Linked DNA regions of Homo sapiens: region 2 is linked to region 1. The links are chromatin contacts, found by Hi-C in ENCODE. All regions are on one chromosome and are shown on one strand. The core of a region is the stretch at or near the end of the contact, and the rest is flanking DNA. Distances in the headings are between cores, read along the strand shown. Region 1 holds the start of RASGEF1B (RasGEF domain family member 1B). Region 2 holds the start of ABRAXAS1 (abraxas 1, BRCA1 A complex subunit).

Region 1 (4,514 bases), core at 713-3,212:
AAGAAAACAAAGGATTGACCCGACATGCAGTGGAAGAATGCCAACAAGAAACTTGTTAATCAGTGGCTGATCTCATCTTCACCAGAAAATCTGCTTGAGAGGCATAATATAACGCTGTTTGTAAACCCTGATATCTGTCAAAAGTGCCCTAAGGTCCTCCTCTCTAGCTCCACCACTGCCCCTCACTTAAAAAAATAAAATTACCTTTAATGATAGGGTTTAACAAGCTGCCTTCTTTTTTTCTGTTATGAAAACCTCAACAGCAAATAATTTTTATTTCTTTTTATTAAAGAAAGCAACTCTATATTTGTTCTAAATCTCATGGGACCAGTTATTTTCACCCAAACGGCCAACCAGGTATATACGCTGCTTAACTGTAAACCTCCTTGTTTCTTAGCAGAGGCTTATCGCCATGGTCCAACTATGTTTTAAATTAAGGCATAGCCATCACATGCCAAGCTCTAGCTACTGTTTTCACGAGGAAAGGGCAATTATTCACCCCATCTGAGTGTGACTGTGCCAGACATCATTCAAGAGTGCACCACCCTGATCCCTAGACTCTTCCCCTTTATGCACCCAGTTCAGAGACCCTCCCTTCGGCCATTAGACCATCTGAGCTAAATATAGATCTACACACACCAGCAGTTCCTGACCGTCGTCACATGGTGCTGACGAAGGACTCCTTGGAGACGCGTTCGGCCCAAACACATACACAAATTTGTGTGCATATTCATCTATATACACCATATCCACCGAATTCATCAGGGAGGATGGACACATCTACATTCCGAAGAGAAAATCGCCGTCTAGACAATCTCCTTGTGTTATCTGCCACACTTGTGCCACCCTCGGCAGTGTCAGAGGATTAAGCTACGTTGCTTTTGCCTGAACTGCGCCGATTTGGTTGGGGCAAGACAGCAAGCAGTATTGAAATGGTACGTCCATACACACACACAAAGGCGCGCGCACCCCAGCCCCCGTCTCGCCCTTTTCCCTGGTGCAGCACTTAAGTTGTTTTCACAGCTCCCTTAGAAAGAACCTCCCTTAAGCTGACTGCCCGCGAGGCTCCTAGATACCTCTAGCTCATCTGAGATTCCCCAGGCAGGTGACCCGAGGCGACTCAACTGAGCTCTGGCAAAAGCAAGGCGACTCAGTGTCTCCCAAGTTTGCCAGGTGAACACCGAAGGATGACAGCACATCACCTTGTCGGTGGCGAGTATGTGACTTCTGTTCCCTTGTCCCTTCCTACGAGTCAGACTTTAGATTACATGGCACTGACAACAAAAATAAACAGCTCCCCCTACACACACACGCACACAAAACTGGTCAAGAAGTGGAAGAATCAACCTAGGTATGCACACGAAGGAAAGAAGGGATGAAAAAAATGATGGACGCGATTACAACTCAAGACAAATCCTCAAAAACCACCTATCTCGAGACAGAAGGCCTGGCTGCAGGATCAGGGAGAAAGAGGGAAGGCACAACCCAACCCAACCCAAGCCTGGCCCTGCCCGGGTCCCAGCGGCTCGGCCTCGCACCTGTTGGGGCCGCGGCAGTCCCAGGTACCCGCAGCGGCCGGGCAGGGGCCCTCCCCCGGTCCCGGGCTGTAACTCGGCTCTTGGCGCCCGCGTTCGCGCTCACTCGCCTCGGGATCTCCCGCCGCCTCGGAGCGCACCCGGCAGCCGGTGAAGTCTCTGAGCCCCGCTCGCTCCCCGCGCGGCCCAGGGATCTCCAGGGAGAGCGCAGCGCGCAGTAGGGTCCGGAGTTCCCGCTCCGGGCTGTGGTCCCCCAGCCGGGAGAACAACCCAGCCAGGGAACAACCTACCTGCAGGTGAACTCCGAGTCCTCGGCCTCCCGGCTGCGTGCCGCGCGCCCACAAATGCGACCAAAGGACAGGGAGCTAAAGCGCGCGGGAAGAAGAAAAACAAAATCTGTCTAACCAGTCGGGTTCCTTGTTTATACTGAAACTACGGCAGCCGCCGCCGCGCACGCCCCCCTTGGCTCAGGCGCCTGCCTCCCGCTGCCAGCCCCGCCCCGCCCCGGCAGGCGCGGGCCAATCACCGCGCAGCTCACCGCCCACGCCGCCGCCACCCGGCCCGGCAGGCAAGTCCCAGTGGGCCCCAGACTCCCGCAGCGCGTCAGCCTGGGTGCCCTCCCACGCGGCAGAGGCCCGCGGAGCCCAGCGCAGCGGTGTTTAACAGCGTTGGTCAGGCTGGCTCCGACTGTGCGCGTTTCCTCTTGAGTGCACCTGCCCCGGGCTGTTGTGCAGTCGTGAGTGTGTGTGTGTTCATTCACGTGTATACTATCTGTAAATACCGGCCCGACTCGTTACACAGTATTTATTAACATAATTGTGAGCTAAAGGTTACTGTCCATGTAACTTTCAGAAGAGAGCGGAGAGGAACCACAGAACATTTGCTTAGCAAATAACACATAGATCCTGGTGCTAAGCACTGTGCAAAACGCTGGGGGCACACTTGGCAAAGTAGGCTGGTCTCTGCCATTGTGAAACTTACATAGTCTAGTGGAGGACAGACATTCAGCAAATAATCACCCAAACAAAATGTAGAATTACAGCTGCTAGAAGTTGCACGGAGAGGAACCTGTTCCGTGAAACATGATTCCGGAGGCAAAGCAGGGAGGCTAGTCCTCAGTGAGGGCTGTGTTGTCATGGTAACCACGTACTCACTCCATCATGGGATATTTGATAACTATTTCAGAAAAAAGGTAAAAACCTCCGTACTTCACTTTGTACACATAAAAGGAGGCCAGAGGGAAATAATGATGGAAACAAGGGAAGAAAGAGACCTATGAAAAGAAAAAATTTACAGAATTAGGAGACTCTTACCAACTGTATTTCCTTGAGTAAGTGATACAGCTTTTCTGAGCTTCAGTTTTCTCATATATAAAACAACACTATTCATACCTGTCCTATACTGTTATAATTAAGATTACTGAGGGGGAGGAATCCTTTTCCCTCCTGCTCCATGGGTCCCTCCCCCTCTCCTTCCTGGGGTGGAGTCATTTTGACGCTCACTTTGTCTATTCTTAGCGGATTCCTCTTTCATTTTCTTCATTTATGCCTCCTTTTACTTTTCTTCCTCTTTATGATACTCCTTCCCTCCTTTGTGTAAATAGGACTCCTCTGATTCAGTAATTCACTCTAACCTACTTGAGCCTTTGACTTAACCATAGCTTCTCTGCAGTTTAAATGAGAAGCCATAAGGCCAAGGGAACTTGGTGGGCCAGCCATGCAGAGTGAAACACAGAGGCTGGGTGGCCCTGCCCTGCTGTTGTGGTTGTACTGGTTGGTTGATTTTTCAAGCTCAGTTTTTGCATCCCGATTCTGTAACAAACGAGCCATATGACATTGGGCCAGTCACTTACACCCTTGACATTACTGATCCTGTAGCCAGAAATTAAGAGTTGCAGGGGATTGCTGGCAAGATGGCTGAATAGGAACAGCTCCAGTCTGCAGCTCGTAGCGAGATTCACACAGAAAGCATGTGACTTCTGCATTTCCAACTGAGGTACCCAGTTCATCTCACTGGGACTGGTTGGACAGTGGGTGCAGCCCACGGGGAGTGAGCTGAAGCACGGTGGGGCATCGCCTCACCCGAGAAGTGCAAGGGGTTGGGGAATTTTCTCCTCTACCCAAGGGAAACCATGAGGGACTGAGCCTGAGGAACTCCAGCACAGATACTGTGCTTGTGCCAGTTTTCGCAACCCACAAACCAGGAGATTCCTTCCAGTGCCTACCCCACCAGGGCCCTGGGTTTCAAGCACAAAACTGGGTGGCCATTTGGGCAGACACCGAACTAGCTACAGGAGTTCTTTTTTTTTCCATACCCCAGTGGCGCCTGGAACACCAGCGAGACAGAACCGTTCACTCTCCTAGAAAGGGTTGCTGAAGCCAGGGAGCCAAGTGGTCTGGCTCAGCCGGTCCCACCCCAATGGAGCCCAGCAAACTAAGATCCACTGGCTTGAAATTCTCACTGCCAGCACAGCAGCAGTCTGAGATCAACCCAGGACACTCGAGCTTGGTGGGAGGAGGGGCATCCACCATTGTTGAGGCTTGAGTAGGCAGTTTTACACTCACAGTGTAAACAAAGCCTCTGGGAAGTTGGAACCGGGCAGAGCCTACTGCAGCTCAGCAAGCCTGCTGTGGCCAGACTGCCAAATTTCCCTTCTCTGGGCAGGGCATCTCTGAAAAAAGGCAGCAGCCCCAGTCAGGGACTTATAGATAAAACGCCCGCCTCCCTGGAACAGAGCACCTGGGGAAAGGGGCGGTTGTGGGCGCAGCTTCAGTAGTCTTAAACGTCTGCCTGACAGCTCTGAAGAGAACAGCAGATCTCCCAGCACAGCGTTCAAGCTCTGCTAAGGGTCAGACTGCCTCCTCAAGAGGGTCCCTGACCCTCGTGTATCCTGACTGGGGGACACCTCCCAGTAGGGGCTGACAGACACCTCCTACAGGAGAGCTCTGGCTGGCATCTGGCAGGTGCCCCTCTGGGACA
Region 2 (4,514 bases), core at 1,413-3,912, 2.0 Mb after region 1:
AGATGGCTCACGCCTGTAATCCTAGCACTGGGAGGCCAAGGTGGGCAGATAGTTTGAACCCAGGAGTTAAAGACTAGCCTGGGCAACAGGGTAAAACTCCGTCTGTACAAAAAATACGAGAAACATTAGTTAGGCATGGTGGCACATGCCTGTAGTCCCAGCTACTTGGGATGACGTGAACCCAGGAGGTTGAGGCTGCAGTGAGCTATGATCACGCCACTGCACTCCAGCCCAGGCGATAGAGTGAGACTCTGCCTCAAAAGAAAAAAAGTAGAAATAAAGAGGAGAGGAAGGGAAAGAGATTAGTCTAGCCTGAAATAATCAGAGTAGCCCTGGGGAGGCTACAGATTAGCCCTGTAGCCCTGGGGAGGCTACAGATTAGACTAAAGCTATGGGCAATATTTGTGTAGGCAGAGCATGAAGCACTGGGCACACTTGGAAGCATATAAGACTTAAAGCCAGAAATGAGCACACACTGAAGAATGAGCAGAGCACTTTGCCTTGGAGCAGAAGGAAATCAAAGATAAATAAGAACGAGCCAATAATGGGACACCCCGAATGACTACTCTGGATTTAACCACATGTGCTTCTGGGAGTTACAGAAAGCTTCTAAGGTACGAAATGACAAGATTAGTGTTTTCTGATTAAAACTCATGCACAATATGAAAGATTTAAATTCAATTTCAGAGTCTGCTTTCTAAAAGGAGTGCTGTGAGCCCGATTCTTTTAAAACTACTTGTATTCTGCCACCCCAGTGGTAATTTATCTGAGTTTTGGGGAATTCAATTTCTCTAGGCACACTTAAAGACCCAATGTGCTTGACAATGAAGATTTTATATCTTTTTTTTTTTTTTTTTTGAGAAGAGGTCTAGCTCTGTCATCACCCAGGCTGGAGTGCAGCGGTGCAATCACTACTCACTGCAGCTTTGACCTCCCAGGCTCAAACAATCCTGCTGCCTCAGCCTTCCAAGTAGCTGGGTCTACAGGCACGTGCCACCACGCCGGGCTAATTTTTAAAATTTTTTTGTAGACATGAGGTCTCCTTATGTTGCCCACGCTGGTCTTGAACTCCTGGGCTCAAATGATCCTCCTGCCTCCGCGTCCCAAAGTGCTGTGATTACAGAAATATTTTATATTCTTTATAATTAATAATGCTTTTTTCCCCTAAAAGTAAAAAAGGATTATTTCCATAATGTGAGTCTTTACTGGAATCACGCGGGGGGATATCCAGAATCTAGTGTTCTTGATTTTGATACTCAAAAGACGAACTCAGGGAAGGGAAGCAGGGGGGCAATGCAAGTGCAACTAGCCAGAAAAACCACCCTTTAAAGACTTCAGGAAAAAGATCTGAGAAACAGGGGCCTCCCTAGCACTCAGGTACTTCCCAAGGGCTAATCGTTTAAGCTACCGAGGATTTACGGTCCCACTCTATCTACACTACAGGTATTCCAAAATAATTTCCACAGCTACACATATATTTTAAATGGTCATATATTTGTTCTTTATTAGGTATTACTTTGTAAGGTTATCTGAAATTGTATACATAAAACATACCAATTCCAACCTTTATTAGGATTGTGCCAAAGAGCAATTTTGTAATGTTTAGATTTTGTAGAGACCGGGTCTCACTACGTTGTCCCCGATGGTCTCGAACTCGTGGGCTCAGGTGATTCACCCGCCTCGGCTTCCCAAAGGGCTGGAATTACAGGCGTGAGCCACCGCGCCCGACCTATATTAAGGCAATTTTGAGTAAAATAGACGTTATATCTTAAAATGAACTTAGCAGAAATTACTAGGCATTGTTCAGCAGGGTATTCTCCGAACTGTACCACACAGCAGGGAAGTGTATTTCAGATGCTTAGACTTTCTTTCTGCAAGTTACTGAAAGTGCTACAGGACATTAACTACTTCCGAGCTCAACGTTTTACAGCGTTTCTTTAATTTCATAGAACTTTTAGAAAATAGGCAACGTACTTTTAAAAACTGTTTTAACAAATTTAATAACGCAAATAAAAAGATATCTGATATACCAGATTAAGCTGTTCCATCCACTAAGATTTGCCACTGGACGCAACATCTATTTTTATTCCCTTACCATCCTACCATCGCAACAAACACGCACAGACGCTGCTCTGCATGAAAAAGTCCGCCTGGTTTTGCAAACGCCTGTCGGGCGTCGCGAGAAACGGAAAGTTTACCGCAGGCTCCGCAGAGCAGCGGAAAGACGCTCCGTGAACTTTCCATCTTTTCACGCCCAAGTTTCCACAGCTACAGGGGCGCCGAGGAAAGATGGGAGCGTGTGGGACACTTGGGTCGGAAAAGGGAAATAACGGAGGATAGCAGAGGGAGGGCTAATGCTGGAGAAGACTTCGTGGGCACGAGGCACCTCAGGGACCGCTGAGGGGGAGAGAAGGCAGAGCCGCGACCGCAGGGAGGAGGCGCGGCGGCGTCGGGGGAGCGGGCGGGGACCGGAGCAACAGCGGGGAGGCAGGCCGCGCGCAGGGCTCTTCCCAGGCGACGCCGGACCCCGCCCCGTCCCTCGGCTCACCGTGTCCGAGTCCGTGTTGAGGTGCTGGAAAGCGAGTGCGCCGAGCACAAAGCCCGAGAGCACCGCCGACGTACTCTCCCCCTCCATGCTACCGCCGCCTCAGGCTACACAAGAGGACGAGGGCGGGGCGCGCGGAGGCAAGACCCTGTGGTGGCAGCGAGGCGGGGCCCAGCGAGGAGGCGGGGCCTGCGCCGGCGCACGGGCTGCTGCGCGCTCCGCAGAGGGGCGGGGCGAGGGGGCTGAGGGCGGGCGCGGGCGGGTCCCCAGCCGCGCGCTCGGCTCCTCCTTCGCTTCTGCTGCCGGCCTCTCCCGGAAGGCCGCTGCATGTCGGTACCACTGCAGAGGGCTGCGAATTGCTTTTGGTGGCCTGCGCCTGCTGAGCGACCTGTCACAAACATGCAAAGCTATCAAAATGAACACGGTTGACAGGGTCATTTTAAGACAAGCAATGATTACAAGAATAAAAGAGTTGAGTAGCAACATTACGATGCCACAGTGGATATGCCACGGTTTTGGTTTTCAAGCTGCATTTTAGCACCCTTCACTCACTGAAACTTACAGAATACTAATAACCATTTGGGGATTGTCTTTGCTAGAACTCTCTAGCCATGTTCTGTGTCTGTGTGTTTGTGTGTGTGCATGTGTGTGTTCCCTTGCTTTTAGAAAACTTCAGCCTAATTTAAACAATACATGGATATTTAATGTTCTGACAGTTTAATGATAGGCATAATCATAGTAAGCTGGTTCATTTAATGTAAATGGTAAGGTGAGTGGACCAGGGCTTGGCAAATGTATTTTACACACACACACACACACACACACACGTAAAGGTATGTTTCTTAAATGACTGAAAGTAAGCATAATAGCAGACTACTGAATTAGTGTGGCACATTTGTGGGTTTTGTTGTCAAGCAGTTGTCTGTGGCTGCGTAACACACAATACATATGTATATAATTAATGATTATATATTTATTCCCTAGAATTAAGTTTCTTGCCTTCATTTTGTAGGGGTGAAGGGAAAGCTCTGCCCTCTGAAGGTTCACTGGAGTGAACTAACAAAAGAAAAGATGAACAGAAGGAAAAGGGATACGAATTTATTTTATTTTTTATTTTTTTGAGACTGAGTCTCGCTTGGTCACCCAGGCCAGAGTGCAGTGGCACCATCTCAGCTCACTGCAGCCTCCACTTCCCGGGTTCAAGCGATTCTTCTGCCTCAGCCTCCTGAGTAGCTGGGATTACAGGCACGTGCCACCAAGCCCGGCTTATTTATTTATTTTTTTTGTATTTTTATTAGAGACAAGGTTTCACCATGTTGGCCAGGCTGGTTTCGAACTCCTGACCTCGGGTGATCTGCCCCCTTCGGCCTCCCAAAGTGCTGGGATTACAGGCGCTCCCGACTGGCATACAAATTTATTAATGTGCCCTGGAGAAAATCACAGTAGAGTGATTACCCAATAATCCAATGAGGTTCAGATGCTTATGTACACTTTTTCATAAGGGAGAGGGAGATGGAGGAATGTAAGTAATTTTGAGGATCACAATTGATTCTTTGGATGAGCTTGAGGGATTGCTTGCAAAGAATTCTTTGTGGAAGTTGGATGAGCCCAAACAGCAGTCAATAACTTAGTACAAAGTTCCTCTGGGCTCTAGATTTGATGTTTGACTTTCAGTCTTCTTTCCACAGTCAGTAGATAATGAAATTTCAATGAAGGGGTGGAAGACAATTGTCGTAGGGTTGATAAAGAGTGGACAGTCGTGCAGGAGTATGATTACACAAAGGGAGTATGATGTAATGGTAACAAACTGGGGGAACTTAGAATGGGCTGTTTGTTCAGGTTCTTCTCTGTGTCCTGGTGTCTTCAGAGGTAAGGATATTCCTTTTCTCTATGTAAAGGGAGGGTACCTCTCAAATGATGGTCTTATGACCTACTTCAGGGAAGGACACCGGGTTTTATGGCCTGCCTC

What was found. Hi-C counts contacts between places; a loop is a spot of excess contacts on that map. Pooled maps may share reads with other maps.
Region 2: a loop to region 1 is called in a map of CD8-positive, alpha-beta T cell, with 5 times the contacts of the local background. The contact joins the promoter of ABRAXAS1 here to the promoter of RASGEF1B in region 1. A Hi-C loop is called at or near these places in 2 of 168 maps with a recorded cell type or tissue (CD8-positive, alpha-beta T cell and naive thymus-derived CD4-positive, alpha-beta T cell) and 10 of 50 pooled maps.

What each region holds. Positions count from the first base shown.
Region 1 is chr4:81,469,945-81,474,458 of GRCh38, forward strand. It overlaps RASGEF1B (RasGEF domain family member 1B), which reads right to left and starts at 1,963. Exons shown (of 14, transcript NM_152545.3): 1 at 1,826-1,963. RefSeq lists a silencer at 1,895-2,304.
Region 2 is chr4:83,482,438-83,486,951 of GRCh38, forward strand. It overlaps ABRAXAS1 (abraxas 1, BRCA1 A complex subunit), which reads right to left and starts at 2,663. Exons shown (of 9, transcript NM_139076.3): 1 at 2,549-2,663. The coding sequence starts at 2,635. RefSeq lists a silencer at 2,389-2,878.